Linked DNA regions of Mus musculus: region 2 is linked to region 1. Evidence: chromatin loops called from intact Hi-C (ENCODE). Cell type or tissue: heart. All regions are shown on one strand. Links, peaks and the distances in the headings refer to the core of each region. The heading gives the core; the rest is flanking DNA. Region 1 overlaps Olfr1396 (olfactory receptor 1396). Region 2 holds the start of Btnl9 (butyrophilin-like 9).

Region 1 (8,337 bases), core at 129-8,128:
GTGTTACATCACACAGAGGTCTTTTCCCAGACATGTTCACGCCATCTCCAGTCCTCACTGAACACTCCCCTCACACCCTATTTAAAGGTGACTTTTTCTTCCACTCTGAAGCTCTTTTCTGCCTTGTGTGGCCTGGCAAGCAGTACCAGTGTATGGTATGCTCTGTCTACAAAATTTTGCTAACTTCTGGTCCTCACTAGAACTTATGTTTCCTGATGCTGCTTTTGAATACCATATTGATCCCAGGCTCTTAACGAAGTGACTGTTATGTTCTCAGCAGATATTCTTTGGCTGAATAATATTTATATTATCCAGAAAAACCTTGTGAAAATTTTTGTTTCGGCTCACATGTTTCAACTCTGTGTGCTGGGTGTTTAGGCGGTGGTTTTGTTTTGCTTCCTTTGGATGAGAGCATTAAGAAGCCGCTTCGTCCCCACACTGTTCTTTGGAGACAACATATTCTGTGTCCCATATCAGCACTTTGTTTGTTTGTTTGTTTGTTTGTTTGTTTTGAGACAGGGTTTCTCTGTGTAGCCCTGGCTGTCCTGGAACTCACTCTGTAGACCAGGCTGGCCTCGAACTCAGAAATCCACCTGCCTCTGCCTCCCAAGTGCTGGGATTAAAACCACCGCCCAGCACAGCACTTTTCTTGATCCCCACTTTCACTGCCTTCCTACTGCACACAATACTTCAACTCAGGGACCCACGGATGGTCTCACAGACAGAGAGAAAGAAGGTAAGGAAACATTAATAAGACATTAAGAAGGGCTGGAGAGGTGACTCAGTGGTTAAGAACACTGACTGCTCTTCCAGAGGTCCTGAGTTCAATTCTCGGCAACCACATGGTGGCTCACAACCATCTGTAATGGGATCTGATGCCCTCTTCTAGTGTGTCTGAAGACAATGACAGTGTACTCATATAAATAAATAAATAAATAAATAAATAAATAAGAAAAGAAAGAATGGGAAATGACTCACTTTCTCCTTTCCTCCAACACTCCAACAACAGTAGGACAGACAATAGGAGGAAAAGGATGTGCCAATTCACAAATAGAAACTGAAAAATGAACCATCAGCTTGGCATAGAAACTGTGAAGTTAGGATGGAATAACTGGGAAATGACTCTCAGTTATCTTTGGTTGGGTGTCCTGAAGAAAACCTACCTTTAGAGGGAGTTCTAGCATTAAAATAACCATTTTCCTCTTCCCCTACTTGCTCTTACTAGGTGAGAGGGCCAGGGAAGAACTGCTCCGTCTGACCCAAGCTCCCTCCTTGGTCTTCACTGACCCAGAGAGAGGGAATAGGGAACACAGCATCCATACTCATGAATGTCTGGGATTCATCCCATACCCTGTGGCCTATTTCTATCTGGTCAGGAGGTTTGCTTCATAGGTCTACACCCATTGTGGCTGCCATCCCTCATAGGGTATAGCGTACAGGACCAGAGTGCACATCCTTTGTGCCCGCCATCCTTCTCTAGTCTTGCTCCATTGTGTTCACCCCAAAAGTGTCCCAGACTTCACAATAAACTTTATGGTCAAAGTTTTAATTTTTTGACATGTTCCACACGTGTAAGCCTACCTTTTCACTGACCAATCCTGTCTGGGAAGACTAATGTTTTACCCTGTGACCTCTACTTCCCAAGAGCAGAGATTCCTCCAGGCTTATGGTAGGACAGGAATATGGGACAAGTGTGAATGTGATAGGTTAAACATCTGCTCTCATGGAATTGCCTGCTTAGTTTTAGTAAAGCACAACAAATATACAGTTTTTGACAGTGTGAAATGGTCACAACAAACCCCACTTTTTACAATGTATATATGCTAAGGAAAATAAAATAAGTGGCATAATACTTTTATAACTAATGTTAGTGTCCCTGATTGCAAACTTAGAAAATTATGAACAAATAATGGAGAGGGAAAAAATGCATCAGAGTACAGGAAAACTGAAGAATCAGGAACCATAGGAGTTGATATACTTGGTCTAGTTTACACACACTTAATGGGGGGAGGGGAGAGATGGCTCAGCAGGTAAGGGCACTGGTTGCTCTTCTGGAAAACTTGGGTTTAGTTGCCAGCATCCACATGGAAGCCTTTTATTCTTCTCTCTTACATTACCTTTCCTCCACAGTTTCCCCTCCCTCTGCTTATCCCAGTACCTCCCCCACCTCCCCTTTCCCCAAGATCAACTCCTCTTTTTCCCTTTAAAAAACAAACCAACAGAATAACAACAACAAAACCAGCCCCCCCCCCCGACCTCCCCAGGGATATCCATCAAATGTGGCCCAACAAGATGCAATAAGACTGGGCACAAACCCTGATATCATGGCTGCACATGGCAACCCAGTAGGAGGAAATAGGTCCCAACTGCAGGAGAAAGTCAGAGACTCTCACTCACTGTTGGAAGTCCCACAAGAACACCAAGCTACACGACCACAAGCTATATGCAGAGGACCTAGCTCAGACCCATACAGGGTCCGTGTTTGTCACTTTTATTTCTGCGAGTCCTTTAGAGCCTTGCTTAGTTGATTAGTAGGCTGAGTTCTCATAGTGTTCTTGACCTCTCTGGCATCTACAATCCTCCCTACCTGTCTTCTACAGTGTTGCAGGATATTTGATCACACTGTGAATCTTAGCACACACCTTTAATCCCTCTAGCTGGAATACAGACACACCTTTAATCCCAAAGTTTGTAGAAGGAAGCAGCCATGTTTGAAAGTCATGTCTTACTGAGTGGCAGAAAAAGTGATGAATCAGAGAAAGATTTGACAGAATAATATATGCCCAGCTCTCATGAGGAGAGAGAGAGGGGGGGGGAGAGAGAGAGAGAGAGAGAGAGTTTTACCAGGAGAGTTTTATAGAGACAGGTTGAAGAGAGAACAAGCTAGACCCAGGTAAAGACAGAACTGAAGAGCCCAGAGTAATTCCAGACATTGGTCTGCTGCCCCCATCTCAGTGCATGTCCCCAAGCACTGCATTCTTTTCAGCTGCAGTAAAACCACCTGGCCTGCCTTAGCCCCATAAACGTTGAGATAAGACTGTTGTCTTAGAATAGCCCTGAGCCTGTACAAACATCCTGCTACCCGCTACACCCTGGGCCTGAGAACTGACCCCTAATTTATAAATTCCTTCTTTATTATCCCCTGAACATCTATCTGCCTATGGGCTTATGCTTCCAAAGGAGACTGCCCCTGCCCTTCAAGGTTGTTTTTGTGAGCTCCCAAGCCTCACTGTGACCCTGTCCAGTTAGAAGTGTTTCCCAGATGTGAATAAAGTTGCCTTTGGTTTATTTCTGACTTTGGCGGTCCTTTCTTCGTTATTTGCGTGCCCCATGACCCCGACAAGAATGAGGAGCCAGAAGATTAGAACAGATTGCTAGAATTAGTTATAAGTCAAGCAGAACGATTTAGGAGAGTCAGAGAGTATGGGGGGGGGGGGGGGGAGGAAGTAGGGAAGAAGCACACTGAATTAGTCAGCAAGGACTGAAGTTTGAGTCAGAACAGCTGAGTTGAAATCAGCCAGCCAGAGATCAGAAAGAACAAGAAAGGGTGAGCTTATTCAGCAGCAAGTTTCAGAGGCTGAAAAACATTCTAGGCCTAGGTAAGATTGTATGGAAGCTAGAAGCTTTCCAGGACCAGGCTCAGGTTTTGCAGATGGAGGCAATAAGCCTCAGAGATGGCGAAACACGCCGGGGCCTAGCAAACACAGAAGTGGATGATGATCACAGTCAGCTATTGGATGGATCACACGGCCCCCAATGGAGGAGCTAGAGAAATTACCCAAGGAGCTAAAGGGAACTGCAACCCTATAGGTGGAACAACATTATGAACTAACCAGTACCCCCAGAGCTCTTGTCTCTAGCTGCATATGTATCAAAAGATGGCCTAGTCGGCCATCACTGCAAAGAGAGGCCCATTGGACTTGCAAACTTTCTATGCCCCAGTACAGGGGAACCCCAGGGCCAAAAAGGGGGAGTGGGTGGGTAGGGGATTGGGGAGGTGGGTATGGGGGACTTTTGGGATAGCATTGAAAATGTAAATGAGGAAAATACCTAAAAAAAAAAAAAATACTTTTACACTGAATGGTGTCCTGGCTCCACCTAGTGTTTGGCTGTGGGCTTTGCAGCTACTGCCATAAGTGCTTGATGCCTCTCTGATGACTGTTGGGCTAGGTACCAATCTATGAGTATAGCAGAATATGATTAGAAATCTTTTCATTGACCTCCCTCCCACACTCCAGTCATGTTTGGTTCTATCCTGGGCCTCTGGACTGTCCTGCCTCTAGCTCCTGGCCATCCAGGCAGTGTCAGACATAGGCTCCCTCTTGAGGCATGGACCAGTCATGGTTGGCCACTCTCACCACCATCACTGCATCAGCACGTCTTGCAGGCAGGACAGATTGTAGCCAACACCTTTCTTAAGAATAGGCCTACATGCAGGCAAAACACCCAAACACATAACAAGACGATAATATATTTTTCTATAATAAATAACCTAGACTCAGAATCTCCCTCATGACCAGGCATGTTGATTGCCTAGCACCTGTAGTGCAATCTCTCTCTCTCTCTCTCTCTCTCTCTCTCTCTCTCTCTCTCTCTGTGTGTGTGTGTGTGTGTGTGTGTGTTGTGATCTATTAAGGCTAAGCTAGACATTTCAAGAGAGCAGGGAGTGCATCTCTCCTGTTCCCTCTTCCTGTTGGTCTCCATTTTCTTTCCAAGTAACCTCCTCAACCCTGTTTTTAAAAAACCTTCATTTTTGCAGACAGAAACAAACCCATGATGTTCCCCTTTCTGAGTCTGTTTTATTTCAATAGCTTTTAATTTATAAGACACTTTGTCCAGTTAATTGAGTTGTGTGCCTGGACAAAAGGAAGTTTCTTGTGACCCCAAATTCCCCAAATGTCTGGGGGATAGTAGCTGATCAATAGATATCTGCCAATTGAAAACCTGATTTGGAATTAAGTTATCAGCTCATGGTAAATCTTTGTACAGCTTTTCCAGATCCTGGGTTTAAGACTCATGGTAGACCTTTGTGTAGCATATCCAGGTGCTGGGTGCTGCAAACATAATAACAGCAAACTGGCTTTTGTTCAGTGTCTTAGTTAGGGTTTCTATTCCTGCACAAACACCATGACCAAGAAACAAGTTGGGGAGGAAAGGGTTTATTCAGCTTACACTTCCACATTGCTGTTGATCACCAAAGGAGGTCAGGACTGGAAGCAGGTCAGGAAGCAGGAGCTGATGCAGAGGCCATGGAAGGATGCTATCTACTGGCTTACTTAGCTTGATTTCTTACAGAACCCAAGACTGCCAACCCAGGGATGGCATCACCCACAATGGGAGGCCACCCTAGATCAATAATTGAGAAAAATGCCTTACAGCTGGATCTCATGAAGGCATTTCCTCAAGGGAGGCTCTTTTCTCTGTGATAACTCCAGCTTGTGGCAATTTGACACACAAGACCAACCAGTACATCCAGGCAATGCAGTGGAAACATAGTATATGCCCTAAAAGATCAGAAAAAAGGAACACCCCCAAATCACTATGACTTAGGTGAAAGTTAGAAAAATATTTTTAATGCTTTTTTTTAAAAACTATTTATTTTTAAATTGAAACAAGTATTCAAAGCTGTGCTGAACTTCTAATCCTCCTGCCTCCACCTCTCAAGTGCTAGGATTATAGGCATGTACTACTCTACCCAGGCTATCAACTGGGCTATGTCCTCAGCCCAATCTTTTTCTTATACATGCTAGGTTGGCTTTGAACTTGCAGTGCAACTGAGGATGATACTAAGTTTTTGAGCATTCTGATTCCACTTCATGAGTTCCAGATTGATAGACATTTGTCACCAAACCCAGTTTAAAGCAGAACATCTTTCAAAATTTTGTTTTTATTTACTGAAAGAGTCTCAATAATCTGTAGAATCAAGCAACTCTTTTGCCCCAGAAGTATCTGGGACTACAAATCCTCACCTTCACGTACAGGTATCCAAAACTTGTTAGTGATAATTCTTGTTTTCTCGGGAGAGGGATGAATTAATTCTACATGTTTCGTGCTTATGGATGAAGGGTTCTGGTTGGTACATAATATGTATGGTTTGATGCTTGCAAAATACGAGGGAGATGTAATGTGCATGAGTTTAACCAGGAACACTTTCTGGAAGAAGAGAATCTGGTCAGATTAAAATTTTGACAAGGCAGATGTTTGGGGTAAGAAGAGAAGAGGAGCCAGAAAGATGTTTAGTACTATAAACACTAAAATCAGTTTGCTGGTTTGGCCTCCACCTAACAGGCATCAGCAAGAGATCATCAGCAAAGTTAAGTTATGCACGCCCACACAGTGGAAATTCTGGCAGCTACAAGGACACACAGCTTCTATTTTCACAAATCCTTGGAGATTTCTTTTGGCAATTAGGGTTCCCAGGGAAGGAAGTCCCCCTGTAAGGTTCTTTGAAATAAGCATGTTCACTACAAAATGCCTGTTTTGAGAATTTAACTCAGCTGGCTGTCTACTAGCCTGTCCCCATGGCAGCACTATGCTTTTGTCTGTCTCTCTGCCTTCTCTGTTTCTCTCCATCTCTCTCTCTCTCTCTTTCTGTCTGTCTGTATTTCTGTCTGTCTGTCTGTCTCCATCTGTGTTCTCTCTGTGTCTCTCTCTGTCTTTCTCTCTCTGTCTCTCTTTCTCTCTGTGTCTCTGTGTGTGTGTCTCTCTCTCTGTCTCTCTCTCTCTCTCGGATTGAATTCAGCATCCCCCAGACATTCTTCCATCTCACCCACCCCGCTTCTTAAGAATCATATTTATTAATGCTGTTGTTCTCCGTGAGCAGAACCTAAGACTGAGCAAGCACCTTCCTGGGGCAAAACTTCCAGAACTTAGTTTAAAACCCTCCCTCCCGCCACCCCAACCCCCCGACTGCTCTCTGCTTTCAAAGAGATCATTGGAATTTCAGGAAAAAATGATTTTATTACAAATGGGGACAAACAACTGATGCCTGGCTCAGCACAATGGATGTGAGTCCGATTTATAGTCAGAATGTAAACAACATTGAATAAAAGTTCAAATTTTGCTGAGGTCTTCAACTTCAAGAGGAAAACAGGTTAGTCTATACAGTCAAAAGTATGAGACAAGAGACCTGCAGTGTCTAGATGATTGGGGTTATCTTAAGCATTATGTTTAGATTCAGCCTCAAGCAAAGGAAAAATGACAAGAACAATTAAAAACAGAAGTGATAGACACTCACATTTTTGCTATAGGACTGTGTGCATCTACTATAGGACCATGTGCATCCATCATTATAGGACCGTGTGCATCCAGTACTCCCATGTTTACCCTATTTCTCTTGAGTAGTACAATGTTCCATTTTTATTCCTTGAAGCAACCTTAATAAGGTTTCGCAGTACAAAGACGAGAAATCTCTAAAAAGAATTCTAGAATCTTGCTTTCTGCCATCTGGAAGATTTTTCACTTTTGCCATTAATGGTGAGCTGTACAATATAAATAACAGAACAGTGGTAGCATTATAAACAAATAATGTGCAAGACCAGTATGTAAATTAGAGAAAAATGGTAATACAGGCCTCGGTGCCTGGAACTTAAGAGACTCTGTGAACATCAGTGAGAAGGGTTAAGTCTTCTGGTAAAGAAAACACTCCAGCTTTAAGTGATAAACGATAGCATCTCAATGCCCTGGTACTGCAGCGCTTGAGTTAACAGAGCTTTCCCTTCCTCTATAACGTACTTAGAAAGAAATCTGCAAAAGACTGAGGGGGGGGGGGGAGGAATCCATTTATCACAAGAAATACAGTTAGTACTGGTTTAGGGTTTATAAAGTTCTGTCCAAGATAGCAGGTGTCAAGCACCTCATTGTTTATGATTAAACTGTGTGATTAAACACAGATGGGAAATTATTTACTGGCTATAACACAGCTATGATAAGAGAGAGTCCAACTCCAGAGCTCAGGGCTGGCTGCCAACCCTGCATCGGTCCAGCCCTTTCTGCAGTGCTCCTATCACATCGCGATTCCTCAAGCTATAAATGAGGGGGTTGAGCATAGGAGTAAGGACTGTGTAGAAGATAGACACCATCTTGTCCTGGCTTGGGGTTCGGTATTGTCTTGGTCTCAGGTAGATGAACATGGCTGCTCCATAGAAGAAAGAGACAGCTGCCATGTGGGAGGAACAGGTGGCCAGAGCCTTTTTCTGGGATTTAGCAGAGTGCATATGGAGTACGGTTCCTAGGATGCGGGTATAAGAGGCTACAATGATGGAGAAGGGAAACAGCAGCATGAAGATACAGCAAAAAAACACTATCTTCTCAAATAGGGATGTGTCCACACAGGCC
Region 2 (8,337 bases), core at 11-8,010, 78 kb after region 1:
ACTATACTGGTTGGTATATAACTATACTGGTTGGTATATAACTGTATTGGTTGGTATTTAACTGTACTAGTTGGTATATAACTGTACTAGTTGCTATATAGCTGTACTGGTTGCTATATAGCTGTACTGGTTGCTATATAGCTGTACTGGTTGGTATATAATGGTAATGGTTAGTGTATGTCCTAGTACTGAAGGGGCTGAGGTAAGAGGATTGAGAGTTCCAGGCCACCCTAGGCTGCATAGCAAGAACCTGTTTCAAAACAAAACAACAAAAGTTACAAAAGCAAAAGAAAAATAAACCAATCAACCGAACAACAATAACAAATTCCAAAACCCTGAGTGGGAATCTTTTGGCATTTTAGTAATTAGTATGGTCTGGTGCTGTATCATGAGAGCCCACTCCTAGAGGGCACCCAGCAGAAATAGGGGCAGAGTTTGGGTGCTCATATTCTACCTGGATGAGCTGACTATGGCTGCAGATCAAATACACTACCTGAGTTCACCTCCCACAACTGAAGGAAGAGAAGGTAGGTGAAGAAGATGCTGAGGCACCGAGGTATTTGCTTCAGAAACCCCAGAAATACTGAGAAATCTGCCATCTGTCAGCGGTGAGGGCCCACCTAGAAAATAATGAACATGCAGGGTAATATGGACGGTGACCCTTCACCCAGAGGGTCTGAGATTATATTCATTCTTTTATTTATTGTTATTATTATTAGCTAATTCTGGAGTTCCATATCAAGCTCATAGCTTCTTTTTAACTATGACAGGATATAAGAACTGATTCTAATTTTATCAGGTGATGCTGTTACCATTGGAACTCATGGTGCTGTGAGCAGACAGGGTTGAAGGGTCCCAGAGGAAGCAACGTATTGTTTGGACTCAGGAATGGAGCCATACATTGTGTGGAGGCTCAGTGTCACCCTCCTCTGGGTTAGTGACACTCCCCAGAGAATGGGAAATCTAGGAAGAATATCAAATGCAGCTTTATCTCCCTTCCTCCCCACTGCAGACCACTGGTGTACACATTCTTTGCCCTGGAACATCAGGTTCATAAAACAGGAAGACAGAGCTATTTTTTTCCAAAGCAGAGTATATATGGTGGCTACCTGCCAACCTTTGGGACATTCTGGTCAATTTCATCTATTCTGATCTTATTGGGGGCTAACTAGTCCCTGTTCTCATGTTTTTTGCATCTTTAGGCCCAGCTGATGGAGGGATACCATCTGGCAATCCCTTCTCTATCCTCTGGTCCAGAAAATTCAGACTCCTCTATCTCTTAAGTCCCTGTTGCGCTCTGTGTTAGCATCTAAGTCTAGCAACCAATGAGTCTAATGTGATGAGTGCATCTTGGGATACAGAGTCTCTCCACATCGCTTCTTTATTTAGGCGTAGGACTTCAGGCAGCAGACTTTGTAGCTGGGTGAACCTCAATCTTTGTGCTTGAGCAAAGGAAGGAAAAAGTCTAAGCCTCCTATGAGTTGACAAGATGCTGTTTAAATTGCATGTGATGGCACACACTTAAAATCCCAGCATGCAGAAGACTGAAGCAAAGTGATCATGAGTGTAAAGAGAGCCCTGGGCTAGCTAGCCAGAGTCTGTCTCAAACACAGAAATAAAGAAACACTCTATAAATAAAAGTCATCACCTTCTCCTCTCTCCACTTTCGAAACATCATTTTGCAGCTTTCTTCCAGAAAGGGTTCATCCCATCACGACTGTTCCTCGGGGGGAGGGCATATCCAGTGGATTTTTACTCTCTAATCCAACTCACATTCTACTCTGTCTTTTGCTACCACACTCGCCATTGTTTGGTGACCCCCAGATAGCCTTTGCTTCTGCTGAGCCCTAGCCATATGATCTGCAAAACTATGGACAAAGATGTAGGATTGCGCAGTAGGAAAGCAGTCAGAGGAGATGTAGGAAGGTTGATAAGGACTCCTCAGGGTGACTTATGGGCTAGAAGGACCCAGACTGGTAGGAACACAAGATGGGGTGCAGGAAGCAATGGTCTAAGAAATGAATGTACCACATTTGGGGCTTTGGAGCTCAGACTCAGAGGTTGCAGAGATAAGGCAGAGGAGCAAGTAAGGGCCACACCAATTGTGTTTCAGATGGACTCTTTAGAGGGAGGAAGGCTCATTCCCCTCTGGAGCCAACCTATCTGTTTTGATGGTCTGAATATACTGAGATTATTATTTGTGCGATAACTAACAAGACCAGAAGTCCTGGGCAAAGATGAAAGCTCCAAAGGGACAGTAATGTGCCTTGTCCACTGTGGCTGATGACAGAAGTGGGCACGTGCATGTCAGTGACAGCTCTGCAAAGTGGCAGCAAGGCATCCGAAGCCACACTGACTTTGTGTTTGTCACTCACCTTGTCTTCCCTTCCCTTTCATGCCTTGTTCTTATGGGCCAGACACAGCTTAGAGTCCCAAGAGAGCAAAGCCACACTAGGAACATCACCACCCAGATAGCACCTTGCAAAGCAAGCACTGGGGCATATGCAGTGGTCTGTTTGGATGAGCTACAATGTGAGGACTTAGTCAACTGTGTTAAGTGGTAGCTCTTGTCAGCCTAGAGGGAAAGTGTGTTCCTTCCAAAGGGGCAAGTACGTGAAGTGGTAGCTCTTGTTAGCTAAGGACAGTTTGTTCTTCCCCAAGGGGCAAGTAAATGGGGTAGCATGTTCCAGAATTGCTATCTGTAGTCATTTCTCTGTTGTGATAAACACGTGATTGCCATCACTGAAGCTATGGGGGGAAAAAGGTTAAAATATAAGGTGTATACGTGAACACACGCACACACACACACACACACACACACACACACACACACACACACACACTGAGGTAGAAGCTCCACTCTATCACCTCTAACTGTGTGTGAAAGTGTCCCACATGATTCAATTTCCCAACTTGTAATATAGGCTTATTGATGAAGGTAGTAATAACTTTGTCACCAGCCTCTTCACAGACAGGAGTCACAGGTACTCAGTGTCTGTTCACTACTCAGGGATAGCTATTGGATAGCCTTTAATCGAAAGCCAGTAGTCTGGAAACTTCCTGAAGTGACTAGAAAAGAGTACACACACACACACACACACACACACACACACACACACACACACACCATGTAAATTCCCACAAGCAATAAACATAAATTAAATACTTACTTATTGAACACTCACATATTCCGTCAGTATTACTACTACTTTTACCAAAAAGCCCAAATTATAGGTAGGTAAGCTGAGGCATGTGGGACACCTTCACACACAGCTAGAGGTGGCAGAGGGAGATTTCTTCCTCAGCTGTTGTTTACAGCATCTGTTTTTCTCTCCCAGCCTCTCCCCAGCTGTGCTGTGTCAGGTCTGGCTTCTGATTTCATTTGCATCAATAACTACAAACCATCATGCTGTTATGAGGCACCCAGCCTCAAGCAGTGCCATACCCACCCGCACTAAAGAAGAAACTAGGTCACAAATGATGAATTTAAATTTTACTGCCAAAGAAAAAGAATGAAAGCTTAAACCAAAGTGTCCCCAAGACTTTGTCATCAGCCTTTTAGACAGGAGTCATGGGACTTCAGTATCTGTTCAATATTCAGGGGTATCTGCTGGATAGCCTGTAATTGGAAGCCTGGAAATTTCCTGAAGGGACAAGAAGAGAGTTTCCTAAAGTGACTTTGTGTGCCATTCACCACACTACTCCCCACCTCAAGGCTCCTCTCCACCTTCCCTTCAGTTAAAGGCTTTGATCCTTCCCACAGCTTCCCCCAAGGAGAAACACTTTCTAGTTTTCACCACGTGTGCCAAGGTTGCCACGGGCTCCAGAGTCTGATCCAGGTGGAGAAGTTTGGCTGGAGAAAGGAGAAAGCTAGACACGCTGAATTGGGGTGTGGTGGTGGTGGAAGATGGAGACCTCGGTGAAGAGGCCTCAGACCTAGCTAAGTTGTCCCGGTGATCCCTTGGGATGCTACTTTCTGAAGCTATGAAGGACACAGAGCTCGTGCACACTGTAGTACTGAAGCCCACCTCTCACGTCTGCTGTTCTGCACTGTTGTTTTGCAAACCACAATCGGTACATTTCATCTTGCAGTTTATCCCCATAAGTTCCAAAGGGCAAATGAGACCTGCGCACTTCCTAATCCTTTCCCACTCCAGTGCCCTCTACTGCCCACTAGCTTGCATCAGTGTGATTTTACTTGGTCTATAAGAGGATTTCCATCCTCATAAAGAGCTGAGTCACTTTAAGAAGGGAGGACCAAAAGAATGAACCCTTTTCATCTGCAGGGGAAAAGGATGCATCGGAACTTTGCCTCCTCAGAGGAGCCAGCCTGAATGGGCATCTCCCCTAAGACAACCAAAACATCCCACGCACCCCAGCAACCAAACCACCAGAACTGGGTGATGAGAGCATATGTGATTCCACCTATGCTGTGCTTCCCCTAGGGTGCTTTCTATCTTTTTCTGCTTTCTGTTTCTAGAAGGTTCATACAAGTGTTGCAAAGGAGCCACGTACCTTTCAGGTAACAGAAGAAGATCCAAGCGGTAGAGGGATGCTGGCAATCTCACCTCCCTCTAAAGGGGGTGATTGTGAAATGTTAGTCCCTGATGCTAAGCTGCTTTGGATGTGGGCTGGCAGCTGGGTTCAGGAAGAGGATGCAGCTCACTGGTGACAAAATTACTCGCCCACCTTTCACCTTAGGACATAAACTATTGGTTCTGCCCTTTGTTATAAAAACCAAGATAGATAGAACAAAACGAGGAAGTCTCCGTCATATCCCGTCCTCGTGGAAAAAAATCTCAAGCTAAGTTCCCATAGAAAATGACCCTCCAGTGTCTTAAAAAGAGGCCAAAGGTGCCTGGGAACTTCGTTAGAACAGGCTGCATCTGCAGGTGGCTAAGAAGAGAAAAAGAATGCCCAAGCTGGCCATCCAGGATTTCTGGATAGATCAAGCTGGATATCCAGGGAGGCTGGATGGTGGTCCAAGGCCAGCCCCTCTAGCTTCCCAGTAACACTGAGACAGACTGCAGTCTCCATTAGAAGTTGGGAAGTGCTTGTGCCCAGCTCTGACTTAACCCATCATATCCCTCTCTGCAGGGAAACACCCGGCGGAAACCTCCTGGGAACACTGTCACAAGCAGACTTAGAACAGCGTTCATATACAGCGCGGAAACAGTGGGGTATAAGCATTTCTGCAGTGAAGCTGCACTCTACATGAAGCTGAATGCGAACAGAAGAGAGGCTGCTAGAGGTGGCGAATCTACCCTTCTCTTGAGTTTGTTCTATAAAGTGTGTCCTTCCTCTTCAAGACTCTCCAGTCACTTAACCTTCACCCCTTGCTCTTGCTTTCCCACAGTCCTCTCTCTGCATTCTCCATGTGGAGATCCTCCTAATCTCTCCACGGAGCCGGAAGGCAAAGCTGTGTCACACGCTCCGCCCATGCGCATGGCATTCTATAGGTCTCTTTCCTACCAATCGGCACTCTTTCCAAGATCCTACTCAAAATTCCTGCCTCTGATGGGTGGACTTGACCTCTTCCCATGTGCACACTTCTTTCTTCCCAGTCTTCGTGCAGGGGGTCTCTGAGACCGCCATAGCCTGCAGAGTATGGTCCATAGGAGCCGAGAAGGTAGTTTGGTTCAACACAATTAAGCAGCCGATATTGGTTCAAACTTTGGGCGTTTTACCCCCAAGTGGTTTATTTTAGGCATATGAATGCCCTACACATAAATAAATGTGCCTGCAATGGAAATCTGTGTAAAGTGCATATGATGCCTTCCAAAAAGAAAATAGGCTCTATGGATTGAGAAAAACAAGCTTATGATAAGGGTCTGGGGGAGGGTCCTGTGGGGTCTCAGACTCACAGACAGTACAAAGGTCATTAGGCTATTGACCGTGTCTGCTGCCAGCCTTCTGGGCAGCTAACGGGTTATGACTTCCTTCTTTCGAAGGATCAATCCTGTGTTTAGCACTCCAGACTCCCCAGGTGCTTATCTGTGAGCACAAGGACCTCTGGGCCGCCTATATCTCCCTCGTTTTTACTTTTTAAAGAAAAATTATGGTTGTAATAGAGTCCAAGGTTGAATGCATTACCTTCATGGCTGGTATAACTAACTAACACAGGCAAGGATAAAATAATTATAATAATAGCTAACAGAGAATCAAGGAAAGGGCAAAGCCATCTTAACATGATGGGTATTCAGAGGTCACTTGAGAGATTTTATCTCTTTATGCAAATCATGAATTTGACCTTCTGTAATGTGAGAGAAATCTAACACAATAAAGAAACATGTCAGGAAATTGTTGACAACCAAAATAATGCTCCAGCAACAAATTATCTATAGTAGCTTTATTTTGTAAAACTGTGACTCTAAATTCAACCATCTCTGGGTTAATTTCTGATAATATTTTTGCTATAATATTAGTAGTTTTACTACTAATTATATACTATAGTAATTATACAGGCCACTCTCTGTATTCCAGGAATCATTCCTGTGATTGGTAATAAGAAAGCTGCTGTGGATGCAACTATTACAGGGTCCCATAGATGCAACTTGGAGGGAAGTCTCTTAATTCTGCTGATCAATTGTAAAGCTTTCCTGGAAAAATGGATGTAATATGGCCTATCCCACATAACACCATTCACACAGATCCATCCCAAAGGCAGTTGTTTGCCAGAGGGAAGGGTATGGTTAGAGGTGGGATTACAATCAGGAGAGATATAAGTTATATATAATTTAAGATAACATGTAAAGCATATTCAATGTGATTAAAAAACAGCATTGACAGGAATATCAGGGGATCCTGGTGCAGATGGATTCTAATGCATATGAGTAACTCCTATGCTATATATATATATATATATATAATTATTATTATATATATATTATATATATTCCAGGAATAGATGGGTATCTTCTGATGCAAAAAGATTACTCTTGTTAGCTGTCAGACACCAAATGAAGCCAGAGTTTGTTTTATAAATCACTGGCAACAGATAGTGCTATTTTGCAACAATATCAACTTTGGTAAGCAGTATGACAGACAGTATTTTTTATCTTTATACAACTATAATTTCCACTAACAAAGCTTTCTAAAGAGTGATTAATTATGCTAAAATCCACACTATTACACCGGGCTGATCAACTAGATTAGTCCATCCACAATATCCTCCATTAATATTCCATAAGTAACAAAATTTCTTAAGCCATTTGCCTTTATAAATAGGACCGTTATCAGATTTTAGTTGTAATGGGAGTCCTGGAAAGGAAACATATATAATAAATGATAATGGTATCTGAGGTTGCTTCACCCTTGTAAGCAGAAGCAACACATCATATTAGAAAAAGTATCAACTGTTACACGGACATATTTTAAACGTCCAAATTCTAAGATATGAGTAATGTCTGTTTGCCTAATGGTGTTAGGTTTCAACTCTCGAGCATTAATTATGCCAGCAGATGGCGGCAGTGTGAAAGAAGAACGTGATGGTCTGTCGAGCCTGCTCCCTAGGTAAAAAGATTATACCTGTATTTGATGAAGTACCAGAGATTTTTGAGCAGCCTAAAAATAAAGTATTAGAGGTAGGGAATAGGTCAGTGCATAGGTTCGAGCATTATCAAATATTAATGGGCCTGGCAGATTAGATTGAGCATGAATATGAGTTATGAAAATGTTGAGACTGGTTGTCTCTTTGAAGGGAGTAACATTAGTAATAGGGTTGGGTTAAGGCTTGCAGTTTCTAAAAGAGAAACCGTTTGAGCACAATACACAGAGCCAGTTAAAATATTTAGTGGCTGAGAAACAACTAATCAACACTGATTGATTACAGCGAGTTCAGACTGTTGAGTGTACAACCAGCGGTGGGTATAGTCTTCTTTGTGAGGAGTGTGTGGAATTTGTATATAAAACACAAACTCCTTGTCCTTTTGAAGATCCATCCACCTGCAAGACAGACTGAGAACTGTTGCTGCAGGCTCTTTACCAGTAAGCTGTTTAAGATATGCCCTTCTTATCATTGTCAAGCCTATAAGTTCTTATAAGTAAGGAGTTGCAGATCATGGCAGAGAATTATGGTACGCATAAATTTCTATACCATCACCTCATCATTCCAGTAGGTGGTGAGCAGGAAGGAATGATAAGTAATTGATAAGGAAGAAAGGGATTAATGACATGAACATGAAGTATTTGCTACAGCATGATTTAATAAACCAATAGCTCTCTCTGCTTCAGGTGTTATGTTTCTTGCAGCATTTAACTGGGAGTTTCTGGAAAGCAACTTAAAGAATGGAGCCAATCCTCAGTAGTAATAGGCATAGAAGAGTGCTCCCAAATGAC

What was found. Hi-C counts contacts between places; a loop is a spot of excess contacts. Peaks named below come from ENCODE experiments on the same cell type or tissue, not always from the same donor. Only the 100,000 strongest peaks of a DNase experiment are listed, where the experiment ranks them.
Region 2: a loop joins it to region 1, with 5 times the contacts of the local background. A loop is called at or near these places in 7 of 42 quality-filtered maps.

What each region holds. Positions count from the first base shown.
Region 1 is chr11:49,104,825-49,113,161 of GRCm38, forward strand. Olfr1396 (olfactory receptor 1396) reads right to left here. Exons shown (of 1, transcript NM_146337.1): 1 at 7,953-8,337. The coding sequence ends at 7,953. Among named protein-coding and RNA genes, the nearest start is that of Olfr1396, 4.8 kb to the right of the region's middle. In heart, for the core only: CTCF peaks have their summits at 1,159 and 4,130 (motif pointing left); no DNase peak of the experiment used is centred there.
Region 2 is chr11:49,182,473-49,190,809 of GRCm38, forward strand. It overlaps Btnl9 (butyrophilin-like 9), which reads right to left and starts at 4,617. Exons shown (of 10, transcript NM_172793.2): 1 at 4,516-4,617; 2 at 494-620. The coding sequence starts at 599. In heart, for the core only: CTCF peaks have their summits at 4,173 (motif pointing left) and 7,446 (motif pointing right); a DNase peak (open chromatin) is centred at 4,819.